Regions from separate parts of the Homo sapiens genome. Here region 2 is linked to region 1. Evidence: read pairs that join two places in POLR2A ChIA-PET (ENCODE). Cell type or tissue: GM12878. All regions are shown on one strand. Each heading gives the region's core, and the rest is flanking DNA. Links, peaks and the distances in the headings are about the cores only.

Region 1 (8,000 bases), core at 1-8,000:
ATTGCTCTATTCTTACATATAAAAGTTAGGCAGAGATAAGTCAAATACCTTGCTGGACGTTATCTAATAGACAGCTGAAGATTTAAGCACAAGTATGTCTAGATCCAAAACTGCAAGGTCCTTAGTTTTCAGCCTGTCTATCTCTCACACTGAATCTTTTTAGACATTGCCAGGCCCTACATCCATCTCTGTTCAGATGCCATGCAGCACCTTCCTTAACCTCACCTGTCCAGGACATTGAGGCTCTGTAATGGCTCCGTAATTTCCCCTTTTATCTCTATGCCTTCTCAGTATTTCCTGAATTGCCCTCCATCTACCATATGTAAAGGAACTTCAAGACTGTGTTCTTAATTCTGTTAATCTGTTCTCCAAAAATTCAGTTTACTTTTAGACTTTTAAATTTAGTTATTTTCATGACTTTCTGCTCCACGTCTCCAGTCCTAACTTTTTCTTAAGTTCTAGGCACACATATAACAGCTGGACTTTCCCTTTTGACAATCTTCTGGATGCAACATTCAACATGTCTAAATCAGCATTGCACATTAAATAAAGGGGGGAAACCCTCCCTTCTTACCACCCTTTTTCCCTCACTCATATTACCCATCTCCTTCATGGCCAGTCAGAAACCTGGCATCTTTGAACTTCCCTTCTGGCTAAGACGGTGGGCTCAGTAGCTGGACCCCCTGGACTTACATCCCAGCTCTGCTACTGACTTTGGGCCAATTGCTTAATTTCTCCAGAACCCAAATATTCCTCTGTAAAACTGGAGTGGTGATAACAATGATAACAATACTTACCTCACAGGGTTGTTGGATGATTTAAATAGGTTCCATAAAAAATTTAGACCAGCATCCAGCACATAGTACTTGCTCAGTAAATTTCAGCTCTCATTTTTTATTTAATTGCTAGATCTTTATAATTTCCCTGAAATGTATGGTTATGTTTCTGTTGCCTAATTTTCTGTATTCCACCACCCTATGTTAATATCTAGATTAATGCAAACCATCTCTGGGTCAAATTATCTGCAATCCAGCCTGCATGTAGCTACCGAATGAATCTTTCTAAAGCACTATTGTAATTATAATTCAAAAATCCTTTAGTGGTTCCTCATGATTTCAGGATACAGTGGAAACTTTTCCTTATCTTGGCATTCAAAGCCTTCCATGAACTAGCTCCTGACTTCTACCTTCAATTGATTCTATCTCTCCTCTCCTATTTAACCCTGGGCAGTAGACAGGCAGATTTCTAATTTTTTCTTAAATATTCTGCTTTGGCCTGCCTTTTTGCCTTTGTTGTAACTAATAGTTATGCATACTATGTACCAGGCAAGGCAATGTGTTGATATTTTTAAGATGTCATTTTATTTATCCTCACCACAAACCTATAAGGTAGTGACTATGCTATCCCTATTTTACAGATGAGAAAACTGAGGCCTGGAAAGGGTGAGTGATTGGCCAAAGGACACACAGTTAAGAAGTGATGGATCCAGGATTTGAATCCCAGATGATTCTGTAATTTTAACCATTCTACCTTGATGCCTCCCCTCTGCTACATTTCCTTTCCAGCAGGATGCTTTCCTCTGCATTCATCTCTTTGATTCCCACCTATTATTCAAAGCCTACCTTAGAGATATCTTTTCTATAAAGCTTCCCCAGACTCCTTCAAACTCTAATGAACTCCTCTGTAGGATACAAGCTTCTTAAAACTAGGAAAGGTGTTTTATTTTTCTCACAAAGTTCAGTGATGTCTTGAATACAGTACTTAATAAATTCTGATGATTTATTGGTCTTGGATTTCTTTTCTAATGAACTTGGAGGCATCTCCTTGTAACTAAGCCAACAAATCTCTGATTGCTCCTTATTACTGGTTCTTGCCCATTGTCCTAGCTAGGACTTTTGATTAACAATATGTTTCTAAAACTAAAGCAGAAAAGAAATGTGTTGGAATGGTGTGGAGTGTCTCATAGAATGGTTGAGAAACAGGCTTGGTCTAGAAACGAGGAGAAGAAAGCCTGTAGAGGGCCCAGCGGTGCCATCCCATGGAACACTCCATGCCATGCTTCTGGATTTTCCCCTCCTTTGCATCAACACAGACTCTGTCTATCTGACATCCCCATATGCTGCCGGGTGATGCCTCTTTTTGCCAATATTTCAGGAAGCTATGATTAGCAGCTGAGGAAATGGAGAAATGAGTCATTCTCATATTGCAGAAGTTGAAAAGTGGGAGGAACTCTAGGATAAAGAACTGTGGTGCCTAAAGAGGAATAGAGGACAAAATAGATGCAAATATTAGACAGACAGAAAGTCGCTTAACAGTTTCTCAAGATTATTCAATGCTTTGTTATAAGACAGTATGCTGATCTTCTAAAACTGTGATTCAGAAATTTAAGGCACCATTGTTGGATGGATCCACAGATGGTTTTCAGAAGTTTGTGACTCTTGACCATGCATGCACATTTTCTGAGTGCTTATATTTTTCTGATGAGTGGGTTCATAGCTTTTATCAGATTTTAAAATGAGCTCATGATCTAAAAAGGATTATAAAATACTATTTTTAGCCATCAACATATACACATAATCTAACCCCAGGAAATCAGGTGATCCAGAGTCAGACTCTCATCACACCATATAAGGAAAAAATAATAAATCTGAAGATTCTGCATGTACTATAACATACCTGTTCATCTGTCAGATGTCAAAGCGTTACTTTGAGGGTGAAATCTGTTTAGCACTAAAGACATATGGTGGAATTTCTAAATATCAAATGACCAGGGATCAATGGACTTCTGCTCAGTGGAATCCTTAGTTTGCCTAACTAAGCCAATTACAAAGTAATGATATAATTTATCTCCCCAGCTGTCATTTTATAGCATCATGCTATTTTTCTGATTGGTTTCAAAAGAAGGTCTTCTCAGTCTGCATGCTAAGACAGGAATAATCAGAATCCCTTTTTCCCTGTCTGGCACAAATCACTGCATGACAAAGTAGAGACAGGTGAATGGCTCAGGCCTGGGGTACATGTGTGCCTATCAACTAAATCTAATTATTACTGGGGAAAAGAGAACAGCCTAGTCCTGTGGCCTCCAAATATTTCTGCTTCACCTAGTAGAAAAAAACTGAACATACTCCTATATTGTATATCTGTTTATCAATTATATGGCTTTTATCAATAGCTAATATTTCAAAGCACAATATATATATGAGACAAGGTTCATTGTTAAGCATAATAAATGTAAATCCCTAATTTATTCTTTATTAAACATATATTTAACTAATATATACTGAAAGCCTTTTGAGTGCCGCGTGTTCTAATCACTGAGGACCCAGTGAATGAAATGAAATTGCATGCTCATGGAACATACAGCCTGGTAGAGGAAGAGACCCTGAGTAAAACAAATAAATAAACCGTACAGTTGTGTTACGTGTCAGTGACTGTGATGGAGAAAATCAAAACAGGAAAGAGCATCTGGGTGGGTTTGAGGGGAGAACTGCACTTTTAAATTAAATAGCCCCAGAGAAAGGGCTTGAAGATCTAAAGATGAGGGAACTAACTCTGTAGCTCTTTGTAACTATTTGACATACAGATTCAAGGAGTCCATGTCTGTGTGCATTCTATTAAATAATAGTCAAGCATAATTTCTTTATTTAGATAGCCAATATACAAAAAATTCTAATATCTTCTTCTTGTTCTCTAAACAATCACTTTGGGAACTCCCCTCGGAAGATCACTTATTTAGTCTACACTTAACAAGAGCAATTGCTTTAAACACAATTCTCAGACCTCAGCCATATTATTACAGTTGACTTTTGGAGTCTAACCAGAATTATAAAGTTTGGGTGGCTGTTTTGACAGCCGTGGAGCCCTGTTGTCAATTAACTGTTCAATTCAATCTTGATTTGGTTGCACGGGTGGTTTTACATCATATGGTTTATTTAGCTGTGAACAATTCTCTTAAACGTCCAAAGTCATTTTGTGTTGCTTTATTGCAGGTGAAGAGGGAGGATATATGCACAAAAGCAGTATCTGAACAGCTGGTAGTTAGTTACTCACAGGAAGTGGTAACTTGACAGCTTTCCTTTCCTTTCTGTTGAGTTACATTCATGTAGCATGAGCATTTCCCTTTTTACCAAGAAGAAAGATTTGTTCAGCCTGGTGACGCTTCAGAAGAGAAGAGTTTAACGACATTGATATTTTGAAATATTTTGTGACTCAAATTATAGCAATACGATGAGTTTTCGAGGGAAGGTTTTTAAACGGGAGCCCAGTGAATTTTGGAAGAAGAGACGAACTGTGAGGAGAGTAAACCAAGAAGAAATCCACAGATTTAGTTCTGTAGGTATCCAAATGTCAATGTTTTGCTTTCCATCTTTCCTTCAATCCTTTCTTTCAAAAATGATTAGCTCTACAGTGGTATTCTAGCAGAGGCTGCTGGGTGAAGTCTTATATGGAACAGAAGATTCCATTTGGGTCCTAAATATTCTCTTTTACTTCCATCATTATTTTTGAAGTCACGCTGTTCTCAAACCGCATGTAACTCTTGTAAAATATATTAATAGAGAATTTAATCATTAAAACATTACTATAATATTTGGAATTTAAGGTGATCTTAGTATTATGGTACAAATTAAAATTTCTGAAGAAGTTATTCTCTTTATTAAAGAAAAGCCTCTAATTGCCTAAGGACTCAGTTGATGACATGTATATGGTTGTATTTTTAAAAAATTGTCATTGCTCTATTTTATCATATGCCACTAATTATTTATTTTAAAATTCTTAGAAAGAGCAATCCAAAATATGAAAGAAAAAGTAAATAAGCATTTGATTAATAGAGCCAAGGAGGACTTTAAAAAGTGATACTTTTAAAGGTTTTAAAGGTTAAAAAGATTTGGTTTTGTTTTGCTGTTAAAAATATTTCTGCCTTATTGTTTGCAAACAAAATGAGAGCTTGAAAACCTGTACTTATTACAGAACTTTACAGATCTATAAACTGTAGAATGTATAGAACTTTACAGTTCTATAAACTACTGACAGTTGAATATCAGAGCTGATTGTTAGAGCACTTCAGTGACTTTCATGTAAAGTGAAGGGCCCACTTTGTATGTTAAATGGTTGCGGCAATATTCCTGGGTAGCTTATTTTAGAAGAATGTTCATTTCACATGGTGGATCTGGCTTTGCTTGCCTTTTTCGGAGCAGGGTTTCTCAACCTCAGCGCTATTGTCATTTGGGGTCTGAGAATTCTTTTCTGTGGGGGGCTATCCTGTACCGTGTAGGATGGTTAGCAAATTCCTGGCTTCTATCCATTTAATGCCAGTGGCAATCCCTCCCCAGTTGTGATGACCAAGAACATCTCCAAACATTGCTAAACGTCTCCGGGAGGGTGATCACTGATCACCCATATGAAAACCACAGTTCTAGGGGTGAAAGATCTTTTTGTTCATAGAAACATCTTTAATATAGAAACAGAGATGGCTTTTCAAAAATATTATATATATATATATGCACACACATGCATATATATAGGCTCTTTATAAATATGAATAAGTACGTTGCCTCTCAATGAATAGAGGCCCTCTTTATACTAACAATTAGTTGACGGTAACTTGATATGAATAGAGTTTATTAGAGGTCTGCTCAGAGGGTTGGTACTGTGTTGTTGTTTGTTCAGTTTCTATCTCAGGAGTGTGTGTCTGCCATTGGTGAATACATGCAGTTGAGCCCCTACCCTTGTTCACATTAAATGTAGCTCTAATCTTTCCACTGGGTATTTCATAACTGGAATATGCAGAGTCCTGGACCTGACCTCTTTCTCCCCATTGGTCAGAAATAAGAGCCTGGACCTAACCACTTCCTCCCCACTGGTCAGATATATCTTCCCTACTGACTCCAAAAGAGCCTTGTCAGCCTGTTAAGGAGAATAACTGTTTCAAAATATTGCCTGGTTTGAGATTATTTTTAACTTGAGTCTTGTCCCCAAAACATAATTTCCCTGCTGTATTTATCTCAATGGAATTTAGAAGTAGCATGGATTATGTCACCCTGAGAGTTATTTCTTGTGTCCACTAAAAGAGAAAATGCACAGAAGAACGTGTCTATCTTACCGAGACCACTCATACAGTGTTGGCAAGAGGACAGTCCCCAGAGTCTCACCATATAATGAAGCTAATCACTCTATGAATTATCTTAATTGAATTTGAATGTATTGCTACTGAGTACTATGGGAAGAGCGGCCAGTAAGGACGCGGTATTTTCCCACAGCATTCAGTTAGCAATGCATTCAAATTTAATTAAGATCATTCATACAGTGATTAGCTTTCTTCGACGACAGAAGGCACTGGGGATGTCCGTGCTACAGTTGCCTGCTTTTGGTCTGCCTAAGATAGGCATATCTACTTTCACAGGTTGTCTCTTGTATTGAGTACAGGATTGTTTGATCCATCCTTAAGTATTATCCTGAGATGTGCTTTTCATTTTGGAATCCAAGAAAGTGCAACGAGTAATTAGAGCACTAGGATTTGAAACAGATATCCTGAGGAAGTCGTTCTCCCTGCCGCTCTCACCTGCCATCTATATGACCTTGGGCAAGTTACTTAAATCACTCTGAACCTCAGTTTCCTCTTCTGTAAAATGCTTATAATAATACCTATCCTGCGTTAAGATTGCTTATTAGAATTCAGTTTGGTACTGTGCATTCTGAACAGTTACAAGTGTTGTGTTGTGTAACTTGAACAGTTACAAGTTACAAGTGTTGCCAAAGTTACAAGTGTTGTGTAGTGTTATTAAAACTAAGTAAAATATTTCCATTTCCAAGGACAAGGGAAAAGGGACACTGAAATTGTCTTTCTAGTGCCTTCAGCAGTCGAAGTCACTGGACTACAGGTCACGCTTTTCTCCTGGGAATCTTTTTTTGGTAACAGAACCACCTAGGAGACAGACTTCTGAACTGCATTAAGCTGAGTGCTTGGGGTCCCAGATCTTTCTATGTGTCAATACAGTTTATTTCAGAAATACCATGGTTTTTTTTCTACCCAGTCTAAGCAGAGTTTAGCTGAAACCCACTCACAGCCTCATTGTACCGTGCCCAGCACATTCATCTAAGCTTTCTAAAATCTAAACCGGCCGGGCATGATGGCTTATGCCTGTAATCCCAGCACTTTGGGAGGCCAAGGCAAGTGGATCACAAGGTCAGGAGATGGAGACCATCCTGACTAACACGGTGAAACCCCATCTCGACTAAAAATACAAAAAATTAGCCGGCCGTGGTGGCACGTGCCTGTAGTCCCAGCTACTCGGGAGGCTAAGGCAGAAGAATCACTTGAACCCAGGAAGCAGAGGTTGCAGTGAGCCGAGATCGTGCCACTGCACCCCAGCCTGGGAAACAGAGCAAGACTCTGACTCAAAAAAAAAAAAAAAAAAAAGAAAAGAAAAAAAAATCTTAAACCAACATCCCTAGACTGGCTTCAGAGCCTATTCATTTGAATAGTGATGAGGGAAGGAGCAATTCAGTTGACAAAATGCCCAACAAATAAAGATGAGACCTAAAGTTAAAGAAGAAAGCAATAACTTCTTTTAAATTTTTGGATATACTCATAAATTGTAGTGAAAGAAGAAAAAAGTGATCGTTGCAGATACTTATCATATCTGTTTTTGTGATGATTATGTAGATCTTGAACTCAAGTCATTTCTGAATCGAAAGAAAATTTAGAAATGGTTTAATTTTACAGTAATCTCAAATACCTATCCAGAGCTCTGTGACTTCCTAAGAATTATGCAACCCAGATTTTATACCCTCTTGACCCAGATGGACTAGTCTGTATATTCTGGGTTTTTTTCAAATGCTATTTGAAGCTGTATATTTTATGTAGAATTTTTAGTTGTTTTGAAAGTTTCCCTTATTAATCTAATTTTCAAGTGTATTGTCTGAGAAATGCCACTTATCACAAACAACATACAATTGAGAGACTGAAGTTGTGTTATGAAAAAAGCTTAAGGAAAAGTGAA
Region 2 (16,641 bases), core at 4,114-12,113, 700 kb before region 1:
TTCTCCAAGTGATAATTGAGATCTCATTTACCATGCATGAACACTTACATTCCCTTTCTGAGAACATTTCTGATATTGTTGGTATAAGAGAGAAAAGTCATTCATTTAAAGGTTGCCTTATTAATCTGCAGTTTTTGTTAAATATCTAGATTATCTGGCCAGTCAATTTGTCTGGCCAGTCAAATTGTCTTAGGCCAGTCAATAGCCTAAGAAAGAAGAAAGACTAGCTGCCATACTCAATCCAAATGAATCGGGATATGAATATTTATAAGGACATCAATATTCAACAGTGTCTTACAGTCATGCTCCAAGCTAAATAAAAATAAAACCACCAGAAATATTACAGTATAATAGGATAAGAGCTAAGAAATATGTACAAATTCATTGACAACATCTGTGCGAGTGTTCTGGACAAAACATTTAAAAAGAAATCTACATAAAACAAAGTAGATAAATTTATCAAATATTGATAAATTTTCAGAGACAGTATAAAAGTACACAAAACATGAAAGAGAGAAAGAATTTAAAAAAGAACCACTAAGCCAATACATATAGTACAAGTTTACTACATTTATATTACAGAATGATGGAAACCAGAGACAAAAACGATTTGGTAACAAACAGCAAAGAAAGTTTCACCACCAATCACAAGGAAGAAAGATATTCTTTTTCAAATGAAAACACAGACTGCCAGAACTCATCCCCCGCATCCCCTAACCCATACACACATAGAAAAATAAAAGCAAATGCGAAAGTTGTCTACAGCAACAGGACAGACAGAGGTGGGAAGCATTTGGCAAGTTGTATCACAGGAAGTCAATCACGATTGGCTAACGATGATGGTACCTGGCTCTGTTGCAGGTCACTGCTTTGCCTGAGGGGAGTGACTGATGGAGGAGGCACACCTGACGTCGACGCAGACCGGCCTAATTTGCAGCTTACTTTAGGCTCTGGAAACAAGCGGAAAAAGACACAATATTAGCTGACTGACATCTGGAATAATGAAGTGGCTTTTCAGTCTTTCTGTTTGTTTCGCTACTTATTCTTGGAATATACAAAATGCTCCTGATGTTTGCTAATAAGTAGCAGGTGATAAAACACTTTCATGGCAGTTGACTCTAAAAGGAGCTTTATACCCAGATTGGCTTCTGGGGAACAACTCTCAGAAGCACAGGCCTTGTGCCTTTGCACATTTTACCTCACTTAGGGTTGGTTTCTATGGAGTCATCCCTGGAGCAACAACAACCCATTAGGAGAACAAGCAAGTACCATGACTATTTTGAATGTTTCACTTTTAGCTTTGATCCGTAGGATTTCTGTGTCCTAAAATGTCTTCTATCCCTTCTCCAAATGTTCTGTTTTCCTTCCTTCCATGAATACTATCATCATGTTTTCAATGTAACATTTCTTCAACTCATCTTGATTTTCATTAAATTTTATAACTGTCTTCCAAGACTTTTACTATCTTTCATAATATTATTTTTCCAACTTAAAAAGCTTTCTCCTACCTCTTCTCTAATTTGAGGAGCCCAAATTAGCTGCCTAGGCCACTGACAGGATGCTTTAGAGATTACAGTTTGAGGACTGAAAGAGTTCCCTTCATCCAGAAAGTACAGGATATTTGGGAGGTAGAGATGATTAATTTAAAGACATATTTGAAGATATTTGACAAAGGAAAAACAAGTCATAGAAAGAAAAATGGACATTTATACTTTATCACAAACTTCAGTGTAAGCTGTTGGTTTTTGAGTGCCTAGTACATTCCAGCTTCTGTGAGGAGTTACACCTAAATTATCTCTAATCCTAAGAACTCTCTTTGGAGCTACGGAGTTAGCTATCAATATCCTCAACTTACAAATTAGAAACCTAAGGTTCTCCACATCCAGTCTTTGCCTAATAAATAAACAAGTGCTTTTCAAAAAGCCTTTCTTTATAAACTTGACCTAAAAATTAAACTCATCGAACAACTGGCTTTAAATAATATGACATAACTACGGTACTGAGAACTGACACGCGTGCCAGAGAGCCAGAATGTGCCCAATTCCGTTGGAAGAAAAGAAAATGTGTTGCTCACGCTGGGGAGGTGCACTATCCTCATGCCATTTCTATATGAATCGCACTTCAGAGAAAAGCATTGACTATATCTGCATTGCATGAATGGTTCACTGCCAACTTCAGTTTCCATCAATTGCCTTCCACTCCTCCACTCCCAACCCCTCTCAGACACAACATGCAGACACACAGAATGAGTAAGCTTACGCCTACTTACACACAGACTCATACACTCTCACCCATATGCACCTTTCCTCTCTCAGTCCTGTTTCCACCTATTCAACAATGCTTCACCTCTCTATTAATATTATTCTCCTAAGGGAACTAATAGTTTTCTTTCTTGGCAAATAAAATAGTGTTTTCTCTGTACTTCTGATTTAGAGGAAAACAATAAAAGACAATAAACAAGGTTTGGACTTAGAGCTAATTTTGAATCTGACTCTGCTAGGTGTATGATCTTAAACAATTGTTTTCATTATTCAAGTTTTAGTTCTTCTCAAATAAAATGAATTTAGTCACTTATTCAACATTCGGCATCTATGTATTTTATGCCTACTATGTGCCAGGAACTTGCCAGAGAGTTGTGACCAAAATCCCAATATTGCCCTAAGGGACTGCACAGTCTATGCACTAAACATAGACATTAAACAACAAATGATGGGCCAGGCACAATGGCTTATGTCTATAATCTCAGCACTTTGTGGGGCTGATGCGGGTGGATCACTTGAGCCCAGGAGTTGGAGACTCCATATTCTAATGACGTTTATGTATTCTCAGGGGAGAGACATTAAACCTAAAATCATTTGCCAAAAATTAGGAAATATGTTAGAAGGAAGACGTAGAGGGTGCTGTGATATCATTTATCAGAGTATCCACTGTGTTCTGGGGAGCAGGGCAAGGAGAGACCCTGAAGAAGCTGCAGTAATTAACACCTGCCAAAAGGACTGAATGGGCAGCAAAATCTGAAGTGGGAAGTATCCTGGATCCACAGACTTTACTTTCCAACCGATCCAGAAGTCAAAAGCATTTCAGAATGTATTGCTTGCCTATTATAAGGAAATAGTAATAGTGAAATATCCTGGTTTCCAGGTTAGTGGAGAAGAGTTGAGCTAGTGCTAAGTAAACAGATAAACTGAATTACATGCAAAATTCATAGAAAAACACCAGACACATAACAAGTGCTTTTAGTGAATGCTAGCTCTCACCCCCTACACACATACACACACATACACACGCACTTGCACAAGTACGTGCATAGTGACCCTTACCTCTATTCCTCCTGCTACTTTTAATGAAACCAACTACATTCTCTTTCTGGAAAATGACTCTCTTTCCACCTGTGATATGCATTCCTTCACCTCTCTCTCAACCCAATGTCCTTTTAGCTTCATCAACTTGTTTCTTGCTTGGCCTTTTCCCTCTGCACCTTCTCTCTTAAGAACATCAGCAGTCGCATGGTTTCAAAGATAATGTTTTCCCTTGGAGTCAAATGCAGGTTCCCATAGCTCTGTCCCCTTCCCATGCTCCTTTTTGATTTTGAGCCCCTGTGCTTCCTGGTCCCTAGGCTGTCTACATTGCTTCAGGATGCAAACCAAGTTCCAGCTTCTTCTCAATATCTTGGATCTTCCTTCTACTTTTCCTATGTATAGTAGAAACATCACCTCCATTTTCCTAAAGTCTTAGGGTCCAAATCTTGTACTTTTTCAGTTTAGAGCTTTCTTTTCCTCTCTCTATAAATTTAGTCCTGTTGGAATTTGCTTTTTTTCCCCCTTGCAATGGCTCTTATAGTTATCTCAACTCATCTCAGAAACCTCCCCATAATCTCTCTGCTCACATCTAACTTAGACACAATGCAGACTGTGTTTCCTAGATACTTTAGGCCACTCATCTTGTTCAAAAATGTTCAATTATTCCATATTTATTATCATGAAAAACGTCTATTTTCCAGAGGTCCTCTGTGACCTGGCTCCATCTGATCGGATCCACTCTATTTTCCACTGCTTCTTGCTTTCTAAAATATATACTATTTGGGCCGGGTGCAGTGGCTCACACCTGTAACCCAGCACTTTGGGAGGCCAAGGCAGACAGATCACCTGAGGTCAGGAGTTCGAGACTAGCCTGGCCAACATGGTGAAACCCTATCTCTACTAAAAATACAAAAATTTGCTGGGCGTGGTGGCGGATGCCTGTAATCCCAGCTACTCATGAGGCCGAGGCAAGAGAATCACTTGAACCTGGGAGGCAGAGGTTGCACTGAGCCAAGACCATGCCATTGCACTCCAGCCTGGGCAACAAGAGCAAAACTCCATCTCAAAAAATAAATAAATAAATTATATACATACATATGCACACACACATATGTATGCACACACATATATATATAATTTGATCTACCCTCTTGGTATCGACTTTTGATTCTTTCACCTTTCACCTCAAGTTGTTGCCAAGCATGGACTTTAATCAAACCATATCTCACCATTTTCTAAGACCTAGTTCAAAGTGTAGTTTTATTGAAAAGCATCCTGTGATCTTGTTTTCTTCTTTCTCTCTTCTGAACTGCCTTATCACTTAGATAGCATTTGCACTGCTTGTTGTGGTTTTCAGCATTTTTGCCGGTAGGAACCACCTAATAAGCATTCAATTATTATGTATTTTTCTTTCACTGAAGATACTCAAATTAACCTAGAAAAGGTCACTGCAACTCCTCAAAGCAAGGAGGCAATGATGTAACAAAGAACCTGTTATAAGACCTAGTTTCAAGCCTCTCTCGCCTACTTACCATGGCAGTGATTCCAGTTAGAGGGGATGTGACCCTCTGGGGTCCTACAGAGAAGGCACGGCATTTGAAAATTCTCCCTTGATTTTGTGCGGGTGTTTAACGTCTGCCCACCCATTCTTGAAAATACCACTGGATTCTCTCTGAGGCTGTTTAAACACAAGTGTATCATATGATGACATAGATACAATATCCTAGTAACTTATAAATTAACCTCATTTCCCAGGATGCCTAAATCCTTGCATACCTTAAGGAATCATCCTTTATTATATAAAACAACAAGCAAAGCATCCATCAGAACCCTGGTTGACATGTTTCCATAATAAGCCAATGTTTCCATACATGCCATGACTAGCTTAGCACATTTGGTCACATGGAATGAGAAAATTCAGTATTTTTTTTTTCCTAGAAAAGGATGACAAATAATTATTTACTATAGAGATTTTTTCCAGTTTATGTTGAAGATATTATCATCTGATGAAAAAAGATTATCTAACCAGATCAAAGGCTTTTATATCACCTAAGGTACCTAAAGATTAATTTCCCCTTTTATTGGTTTCTGGTCAGACCAAACCTGTTTTCACTGTAGGCAACATTATTTCCAATGCACAGACTACACCTCACCAAAATCCAAGCAAACTCCAAATGTCACCGTGACCTGGAAACGTCTTGCTCTACCCCCATAGGATGCCAGTCCAGATCATGTCTAGGTTCATCAAGCCCCAGTAGGCACTGCAATATAAATCACTAACCACCCATTGAACATGGCAAATTAAACTACTAGCCAAGTACCCTGTGTGGGCTAGTTCTACAATGAGGTCACCCAGTGGTCTAATGTTCGATACCAGCATGGAATATGACTCCATATGCAGGGATAGAGTAAGATCATTACCATATATTCATAATGTACACATACATACACTGGCAGATACACACAGACACACACACATACAGTCCATAACACTGCTGCTTAATGGTATCACATGGCAGGAACTTTTTTTTGAGACCGAGTTCTGCTCTTGTTGCCCAGGCTGGAGTGCAATGGCGCAATCTTGGCTCACCGCAATCTCTGCCTCCCAGGTTCAAGTGATTCTCCTGCCTCAGCATCCTGAGTAGCTGGGATTACAGGCAGGCGTCACCACGCCTGGCTAATTTTGTATTTTTAGTAGAGATGGGTTTTCTCCATGTTGGTCAGACTGGTCTCAAACTCCCGACCTCACGTGATCTGCCCGCCTTGGCCTCCCAAAGTGCTAGGATTGCAGGCATGAGCCACCGTGCCCAGCCAGCAGGAATATTTTTTAAATGGTGAGATTTTTGTTTATCCCATTTATTTTGGCTCTTCTTTCAGTTTCACATCATTCCTAACCTAAATGCATTTGGAATTTCCTATGGTGTTTCTGAGACCAGGCTGATGAAACAAATCCTTACAAGGTTGCATCCACCAAGGTTTCTTTGACCAAAAGAATTATCTCAAGCAATCATGAAAATCCTAGAAAATATTCTAATTATAACCATGCCTTTCAGAGATCCTTTAGGCCTGTGACATCAAAGTGCAATTGTTCAGCTCAACTAACTTGACCAAAAGAATTATCTGAAGCAATCCTGAAAATTCTAGAAAAGATTCAAATCAAGCCTCTCACAGATCCTTTAGGATCTGTGCATCTAAATGCAATGTTTGGCTCACCTACCTTTGGAAATGCAATGCTCTTTGAGACTTGAACGGTGAGGCTGAGGAGTCATGACACTGGACAATAAGTTTTGATCCTGAATTTTAATAGAATAATTGCCAAGAATTTTGGGGTCCACCAACAAGGGGCACATACCTGGAAAGAGATCTAAGACAGAGCTTTCCTACCCCAAGGAAATCCTAATTGAGAGATTAATTATTAACTAGAAGGCACTTGTTCTTCCTAAGTCCAAGGAAATATTTCTTCCTTTGAAAACTCTTCTAGTATCATCCCAGAAGTAAAAGTTGACTCACTTGTGCAATTTAGTGAAGATCAAGTGTAAAGAGAATAAGAAAAAAATGAGAAAGAGGTTGATTCAGAAAGAGAGAGAGAGAAAGGCAGTGGAGGAGGGAAACAGAGAGGAAGGAAAAGGAAGAAAGAAGAAAAAAGAAAGGAAAGGAGGGAATGAAGGAGAGAAGGAGGGAGGAACACAGTCATTTTAACTCCTTTGAGTAAACAATTATCAAGACAATACAATGAGATGTTTCCAGGTCTGTAACTCACCATCATCAATTTTATTAAGTAGGTACCAGTAGGACTATGTAATTTATTAGTTAGCTTTTTTCTTCTTCTTTTTTTTTTTTTTTTCTGCCCAGGCTGGAGTGCAGTGACGTGATCTCAGCTCACTGCAACCTCCACCTTCCGGGTTCAAGTGATTCTTTTGCCTCAGCATTCAGAGTAGCTGAAACTATAGGTGCATGCCACCATGGACGGCTAACCTGTATTTTTAGCAGAGACAGGGTTTCACCATGTTGGCCAAGCTGGTCTCGAACCCCTGATCTCAGATGATCTGCCCACCTTGGCCTCCCAAACTGTTGGGATTACAGGCATGAGGAAGTGTGCCTGGACATTCTTTTTGTTCCTAATAAACTTTCATTGCTTTTTATGGAACCAAAAAAGAGCCTGCATCACCAAGTCAATCCTAAGCCAAAGAACAAAGCTGGAGGCATCACACTACCTGACTTCAAACTATACTACAAGGCTACAGTAACCAAAACAGCATGGTACTGGTACCAAAACAGAGATATAGATCAATGGAACAGAACAGAGCCCTCAGAAATAACGCCGCATATCTACAACTATCTGATCTTTGACAAACCTGAGAAAAACAAGCAATGGGGAAAGGATTCCCTATTTAATAAATGGTGCTGGGAAAACTGGCTAGCCATATGTAGAAAGCTGAAACTGGATCCCTTCCTTACACCTTATACAAAAATCAATTCAAGATGGATTAAAGACTTAAACGTTAGACCTAAAACCATAAAAATCCTAGAAGAAAACCTAGGCATTACCATTCAGGACATAGGCATGGGCAAGGACTTCATGTCTAAAACACCAAAAGCAATGGCAACAAAAGTCAAAATTGACAAATGGGATCTCATTAAACTAAAGAGCTTCTGCACAGCAAAAGAAACTACCATCAGAGTGAACAGGCAACCTACAAAATGGGAGAAAATTTTCGCAACCTACTCATCTGACAAAGGGCTAATATCCAGAATCTACAATGAACTCAAACAAATTTACAGGAAAAAAACAAACAACCCCATCAAAAAGTGGGTGAAGGACATGAACAGACACTTCTCAAAAGAAGGCATTTATGCAGCCAAAAAACACATGAAAAAATGCTCAGCATCACTGGCCATCAGAGAAATGCAAATCAAAACAATGAGATACCATCTCACACCAGTTAGAATGGCGATCATTAAAAAGTCAGGAAACAACAGGTGCTGGAGAGGATGTGGAGAAATAGGAACACTTTTACACTGTTGGTGGGACTGTAAACTAGTTCAACCATTGTGGAAGTCAGTGTGGCAATTCCTCAGGGATCTAGAACTAGAAATACCATTTGACCCAGCCATCCCATTACTGGGTATATACCCAAAGGACTATAAATCATGCTGCTATAAAGACACATGCACACGTATGTTTATTGTGGCACTATTCACAATAGCAAAGACTTGGAACCAACCCAAATGTCCAACAATGATAGACTGGATTAAGAAAATGTGGCACATATACACCATGGAATACTATGCAGCCATAAAAAATGATGAGTTCTTGTCCTTTGTAGGGACATGGATGAAAGTGGAAATCATCATTCTCAGTAAACTATCGCAAGAACAAAAAACCAAACACCGCATATTCTCACTCATAGGTGGGAATTGAACAATGAGAACACATGGACACAGGAAGGGGAACATCACACTCTGGGGACTGTTGTGGGGTGGGGGAGGGGGGAGGGATAGCATTGGGAGATATACCTAATGCTAGATGACAAGTTAGTGGGTGCAGCGCACCAGCATGGCATATGTATACGTATGTAACTAACCTGCACATTGTGCACATGTACCCTAAAACTTAAAGTATAATAATAATAAAATTAAAAAAAAAGATTATAAGGGAGCCGAAAAAAAGAAAAGGTAACTTTTTATACAATTAATTTGCCAGTTGTGTATTTTAAAACAATAAAACATAGGAAAATGCCATGTTTAAGCACAAGGAACATGGGAAATCCTTTCAAAATTTCAAGGGATTTGGGAACCACCAGTTAGGAAATGCTTTCCTGGAAAAATCTCTATGGCAAAATCCAAGAAACACTGTTTTCTGCCCATGAGACCTGAGGGAAGTTATACAAACTCTCGGGGGATTTTTTATCATCTATAACAAGAAGCAAATTCCAAGGTTCTACTCATTGATTCTTTGACGCTAGTAAATGAAATTTGTTAAAATAATTGAATGACCTCAAAGATACTCTTGATTAATCATGAGCTAGTTTATTAAGGTCATTTATTTTACTCCTGTTTTCTGGTCAGCATTTTTGTTTTTGTCTGTGTATTTGTTTTTTAGTAACAATGTTGATAGAATTATGCATAACTCAAGTTTGCTATTTGTTCAAATGTTCTAACACTGTTGATAAAAGTTTTGGTAGTAAATAGTTTTTAAACACCCATACAAATTTATTTAAAAATAAACATTTAGGAGAGGTAATGGTCATCTGTCATTTTTCTCTGTCTAAAATCAATTTCCTCTTTTTCTGGAATAGTAATTTGATTTTTCTTCAGAGAACAGTATCACCAGTTATCTTAGTTCTTATGGTTCTGTAGTAAGAGCTGACTTCAACTCTACCTCCAGAAGTGGCCACATGAATCAAGTCTGTCCAATCGATTATTCTATCCCTTTGGTCTCATTGACTGGTACAGGGATGGACATGTGACCAAAGTCAGTCAATGAGAGTGGCTTTCATACTTCTGCTGGAGCTTTTGGGAAAGAGCTATACCTTTTCACAAGGTTTGCTAAACTCCCATCACTTCCTAGCTGAACAACCAGGAGAAATTTGCTTGACCTCTCTACACTTGTTTGTTCACAGATAAAATGGGAGAAATAATGGTACCTAGTTCACAGGATTTCTGTAAGAATTAAATAAGATAATACATGTTAAGATTTTTCCATAGCAAAAACCATGTACTAAAATCTCAAGAAATGTTAGTGGTTTTTATTATTGGGGGTCAATCTGATTTTTTTTAGCTTCCCTGCTTATAATAAATTACATACCACTTCCACACAATGGTACACACAGCTCAGCTTATACGACCAGCTTCATCAGTAGCCTTGCCCCCAGCACACTGCCCCGGTTTATCCTAAGCTCCCTGCCTTCTTTTACTGTAGGATTTTAATCACACTACTTCACTCTGCCTGGTACACTTGGTCCTTCCTTCCCTTTCTTCCTCTACTAAGCTCCATGCTCTTTGAAAGCAGGAACCATGTCTGTCTCTTTTCTCAGTATAGTTCCCTGAGTAACATGATAACTGATCCTTGATAAGGACTCATTAAGCATTTATTGATTGAATTATTCTAAATAATATTTTAAAGTATAAGCCCACTCTAAAAGATGATTTTTATGTTTCACATGGATAAAAAGCCATGTTTCTCCATCTGTTCACCTTCCCCATGTTTCCAGAAAAAAAAAAAATCTAAATTACATTGACTAGTTTTCTTTTTTTATTTTTTGAGATGGAGTCTCACTCTGTAGCCCAGGCCAGAATCCAGTGGCACAATATTGGCTCACTGCAACCTCTGCCTCCCGGGTCCTGGTTCAAGCAATTCTCCTGCCTCAGCCTCCTGAGTAGCTGGGATTACAGGCACGTGCCACCACGCCCAGCTAGTTTTTGTATTTTTAGTAGAGATGGGGTTTTACCATGTTGGCCAGGCTGGTCTTGAACTCCTGACATCGTGATCCACCCACCTCGGCCTCCCAAAGTGCTGGGATAACGGACGTGAGCCACCGCACCTGGCCTACATTATCAAATTTTCAACTAAGTACTTTATAACCTTAAAAAAAAAAAATTGTGTGTGTGTTTGTGTGTGTGTGTGTGTGTGTGTGTGTGTGTGTGTGTGTGTGTGTGTTTGAGGGATTGCAGTTCCTGTGTTGGACAGTAGATGACAATAAACATATTATTTGATACGTATTCTGGGCCGATTACAAAACTTCCAGAACTAGTCTTTGTAAATGCCTAGCATAATTCAGACAGAGTCTTCTATTTTATAATGTCTTTTGTGGCTTTTCGCAGAAACAGAAAGGGCATTCTTCGTGAACACTGTTGGTGCAGCATCTCCACAGGGCCTTTCCAAAGGAATCTAACAGCTGTGGTCTAGGAGCAATGTCAGGGTGGACTCCTCTAGGAGAGGGCACAGGGTGGAACCACCGCCCTGCCGTGACAGACACCTGTCACTGATGCTACAGTCAAAACTGGAGTCAGCACACTGTCATTGTGGTTCTCAAGCAGAATTAATCTTGTATTGAGAGGCAAGGCAAGGAAAGGCACTTTCTGCATCATCCCAATGGTTTCTACCTAATTGTTTTCCCCAATAGAATCAGAATAGTTGGAATCCAGAATTTCTCTACTGAGAATGAAATTACTATCAAGTTGTATTTTTTTCTAGCAGTGTTCAGGGTATCTATATAGTATACGGTATCATACTGTATGCATGTGTTTAGCAGAAACCAAGTTAAAGGGGAAATATGTGTGTGTATGAATATAATGCATATATAAAATATGGTAACAGGTAATTAGCTGACTTTGCAGATCTAACAATATGAAACTTATGTTTAAAACCCGTAAGTAGCCTCATGGCTTTATATATGTACACACACATCAGTTAATATCACCAAATTCCTTGACTCTAGGCTGATCCCATAACTTTAGCTAACCACCTTCCTAGAAAAAAAAATGGGAATAAGAACACAAAGGGTTTGACGAAATTTCACAAAGCAGCAAAGACTAGGACTAGTTCCCTGTTTTACTGAATCAGAGGCACTAAGGCTCCCTTGCTGTATAAAACCAACTGAGATCACAGATATAAATAAGCTCCTTGAAGGCAGGGGTCATCCTTTTGTCACCTCATAGTGTTCTCACTGAGTGAGTAAATGACTGGACCAAAGAAAGACAAGCATACATAATGTTGCTGATTTTTGAAAAAAACAACAAAAACACATGTGTAACATGGCTGCTCAGGTGCTCAATAATTAATTTTTATAGATACCAACAATCAGTGAAAAACACCTCTCAATTAGGTATAGGAAAGGTGAAATCTCATGGGTTAGAGAGCGAAGATAACAGTTCTCCTTCGGATTTATAAGGCAGGTTATTTGGGGCAGCCTGTTCACGTTGATCTCCATAAATCTGTTTCTCTTGGTTTAGGATGGGTGATCATAAATTAGCTGACTCTGTATATGTGATCACATAAGCCCTGGGTTAAAAATCCATAAATGGCTTCCTGTCATTTTCAGGTAAGACCCGAGTCATGGATGTGGCTGGCTCACCCTCACCCTTGTCAGGTTCTTAGCTTCTTCTCTGCCCTCCTTTTAGCTCCTCAATTATGTGGGTCATGGCGTCACAGAGTTCTGGCATCTACTACGTCCTCTTCCTTGATTGCTCTTCCTCCTAACTCACCTTGAGAGCTCAGTCCCCAGGTTATTAGGATGCGTTGAAACACACTCTAAAGGAAGCGCCCTGTCACTCTCCTTTCATCACCGATTGTAATTACAGTTTTAAAATTTTGTCATTTCTGTAATGGCTCTCTCCCTCACTGGCATGTACTCAATGGTTGGTAATTTTATATTGAATAAAATAGATGAATAAATGAAAGAATAAGCGAATGTGAATAAATGAATAAACCTGGGAGCACAGAGGTGGAAATAGAGAAACCCAGCCTAATTAAATCATGGGAAGAGAGCTGTAGTAGGAGTCAGAAACCCAAAGTTCATTTCTTTATTTGAATCTACTACTTATCAGTGAATCTGGGCAATTGACTTGATTTCTCTTGAGCCTCAGTTTTATCACCAAAAAAAAAGAAAAAAATGTCAGATAATGATACCAGCCCACTGATGCACAGGTTTTTGTGAAGTACAGATGAGACAGTACACATAAAGGCATTTTAAAAGCTCTGGTATAATAAAAATAAGACATTATTTTAAACAGGTCACAGATAACCCACAAAGGTAATAAACTTAAATTCCACAACTCAGGTTATATATAATCTGCAATAACCTTAGAGCAATTTTTAAAAATTATACCAGAGTCTGTTCTCTTTAAACTTGTCAATTTAACTGTTTGTTTGAACATACAGGATCTTATATGCATCAGAAAACTGTATTATTTTTTTCTCCCCAGAAGCCAGAGCTGTACCAACCTGTTCTGGGGGAGCAAAGGTCTTTCTTGTGCTTTAGAGAAACTCTCTACTGAGTCCCAAGACTTTTTTTTTTCACTTTGATGATTAAAAATCTTTCAGTTTCTTTTAGTTACAAAAAGTCTTACTGAAGTAATAACTTAAGTGCCCAGTTACTTACATTAATCAAAACTATGAATATTATCTCAAGGAAACACTTCTCCCTTGGCCCACTTTGGGCCAGCTCCTGGCAAACAGAAGAGATGGCCTCTGTCTTGGCCTCCTCTCCCTGTTCTTCCACCTCTGTTCCCAACTTGGTCCCCACAATGCCTGCTCTCATCTGGGCAGAAACAGGAGAGAGCAGGAGAGATGGGGAAAGGAAAGGTTCTTCAAGGGCCTGGCACGGGCTAGTGTCTCTCACCCTCTGGCTGGGAAAGGTGTTTGACACTGAAGCTCTGTCTTCTTGGGGTGCTTTCCAGTGTCCCTGAAGGCCTCCTCTGATTGGTTGGCCATCTCTCACCTGGAGACATCATGGTTGTTCGCTCTCTGTCTTTTGTGGGTAACTGGGTATCCTGTAGGGCACCTTGAAACACGTCCTGAGAGTCCTGGCTGCCCCAGGCACTCTCATGGTCTAGGCCACCTCCAGAGTTCCTCTCCAGGACCAAATCTGGTCCATAGAAAACACACTTTATACACATCTTTAACCCACCATCAGCAGCCGAACAGTTACTTGCTAAGCAACTTTCTCTGTGGTCACAGACCATTCACCCAGTCTCTTGTGCTTTTTCCTTCCACTCTATCCCTCAAACTGTTAGAAATAATATCAACTTTTCTGAATGGTTCCATTAAAGTCTCTCTCATTTGACTTTCCACTGCTGGAGACACTTCTCACCCCTCTTCTATTGGATGGACACTCATCTCTCTGTCTCTCTCTCTCTGTCTCTCTCTCTCTCACCCCCCTCCCACACCACACACACACACACACACACACACACACACACACAAACACACGAGTCTGTTTAAAATTCTCTCTAATATCTAGAGTCTATTTAAAATTCTCTCTAATATCTAGAGTCTATTTAAAATTCTCTCTAATATCTAGTCTCTGTCTCTCTCAGCCTCTAACCACTTTCCTAGGCTAGAAATGAGAGTTCAGTTAAGGACAACAATATTCATTTCGATCAACTCCTTTGCAAGCTCTGCTTCTGCAGTCAAGCTTTTCGCCTTGAAATGTGAGAGTCATTATCTTCTATTATTTTGTAATTAGCCTTTTGCATTTTGTACCCTGTTTATTTACATTCAAACTCTAGAAAGACATGCTTTGACCATTTAAAATGGTTAACTCCCTCCCAGTTCTCCTTTTCTGGTTGTTTCTCAAAGCCATACTACCAGTATCAGGAGAAATCCAAATAAAACTTTCTCTGATAAACATGCATTCTAGCCAGCAGAAGTCACAGTTTTCCACAGAGAAATAAAAGTGGGAGTCTTGGGGCTACAGCTTACAGTACCCTCCAAGGCCCCTCCAAATGAGAATTCTGTTATGCATTTGCTCCTCAAATTTAGAAAGGGAGAGTTAAACTGCAGAGTGAGAAAACGGTGAACAGAACCAGGCAGCAGAACCTGGCAAATGTTCCCCGGGGAAGCCACCAAGCACCCAATTAGAACTGGAAAGGAGAGCAGATGTGGAGAATTGTCTTCTGATGCATGATCTGACTGCACAGAATGGCAGCCTTGAGGGTCGTAACTCTGGAAGTTCACAGCTGCCCGGTGCTGAAGTGGAGCCAAGCAGGAAGTTAGAGAACAGCCTACAGTGAAGTCTAAATTACAATGAACACCCGAACTCCAACAGATTGGTTTGCTGTTCCTGTTGCGTAACAAAAATGAATATAACGGAGAACTCATACTCCTTATCAATACTCAGTCCCTAAACTATGAAAACATGATGGTTTAACACAAATACTTCCTAAAGTGAGATGATGAAGGAAAAGGCAGGCGAGTAGAGTTTCATTTTTTACTTTAACTTTTTGTCAATGAGCATACTCTACTTACCTGTTATTATACTACTATACTATTACCTAATAATAAAGCAATAAAGCATTTTCACTTGGAAAAAAAATAGCAAAACACAAACAGATCATGGTATCTGTGTCACGCCACACCCAAACTCAGTGTCTTAAAATGACACTCATTTAGTCTTGCTCATGAGTCTATGGGTCTTCTGGGTGATTTTTCTGGTCTCAGCCTGGCTCACTCATGCATCTTTAGTCAAATGTGGGTCAAGTAGATGGTTCTGCTATTCCATGCTGTGCTTTCTCACATTTTGGGGGGTTCTCCTCTATTGTACTTCATCATCCAACAGGCTAGCCCAGGCATGTTCACATGGTGGTGGCAGGGTTGGAAAAGAGCCATGAAAGCATTCATACCTCATGAGGCCAAGGATCAGAATTGACATACAGTCACTTCCATCTCACTCTATTGGTCAATGCAAGACTCAAGGGTAGTCCAGATTCAAGGGATGGGAAATTGACTTTACTTCTTGATAAAGAGCTATGAAAGCACATTACCATACGTGTGCATGTGTCTTTATAGCAGCATGATTTGTAATCCTTTGGGTATATACCCAGTAATGTACCCTAAAACTTAAAGTATAATAATAATGAAATTAAAAAAAAAAAAAGAAAGCACATTACCAAGGGCATGATTACAGGGAGAGGGGAATAATTAGGACCATTAGGAGAAACCTTGGCATCCTGAAGGAGATGGGCCACATGAAGAAATGAAAGAAAGAAAAGAAGACACAGCTTAGAAATTATGTAGATATATTAAAAAGTTGAATATTAACCAGGTTCTAAAAGCAAAGTTTTTATCCACACTCCTGAGTGAGCTGCAGGAAACACTCTATCCTCTCTTATTTGCCTGGCTCCTACTCATCATGCTAGTACCAAATTTAGTGTCACATTCTCCAGGAAGCTTGTTTGAATGGCCTTCCCTTTAGCCAGCTGTGCTTGGCTTACTTATAACATTCTTTGGAATAATTGGTTGTTTTATTTTCTGCTTTACCTGCTAGAATATGAGTCTAGGGTACATTATATATATTCCTGTCCTCCCCACCCTCTGCACAACACAAAGTATACGTTGAAGAAATTTTAGTTAGAAAATAAACACAAAGGGAATAAATGACTAAAGGAATAGATAAATGAATCTCAAGCTGGATATTTATTAGAGAAGATGTACACATTTGCAGACATCAATATTTTCTTGTGATTCCCACATCCTTGACAACCTGGTTTTAAATCCTATTCATTGCTTCTAAGCAGAACAGAAGCATTGTGAGAGATTAGGATTACTTATTTGATAACTGTGTACGATGTAGCAACCAAGTCTTAAGACCTGCCCCTCATTCTTCCTCCAAATTCCATC

Evidence for each region. ChIA-PET counts read pairs that join two places held together with the same protein. Peaks named below come from ENCODE experiments on the same cell type or tissue, not always from the same donor. Only the 100,000 strongest peaks of a DNase experiment are listed, where the experiment ranks them.
Region 2: POLR2A ChIA-PET joins it to region 1 with 10 read pairs; 2 of 35 experiments call an interaction of 5 or more read pairs at or near these places.

What each region holds. Positions count from the first base shown.
Region 1 is chr2:224,943,179-224,951,178 of GRCh38, reverse strand. All of the region lies in intron 1 of DOCK10 (dedicator of cytokinesis 10), which reads left to right. Among named protein-coding and RNA genes, the nearest start is that of MIR4439, 63 kb to the left of the region's middle. RefSeq lists an enhancer at 7,068-7,197. In GM12878, for the core only: no CTCF peak of the experiment used is centred there; a DNase peak (open chromatin) is centred at 4,062; H3K4me3 peaks cover 3,678 bases; H3K27ac peaks cover 6,345 bases.
Region 2 is chr2:225,635,741-225,652,381 of GRCh38, reverse strand. NYAP2 (neuronal tyrosine-phosphorylated phosphoinositide-3-kinase adaptor 2) reads right to left here. Exons shown (of 8, transcript NM_001371273.1): 7 at 847-950. Among named protein-coding and RNA genes, the nearest start is that of NYAP2, 240 kb to the right of the region's middle. In GM12878, for the core only: no CTCF peak of the experiment used is centred there; no DNase peak of the experiment used is centred there.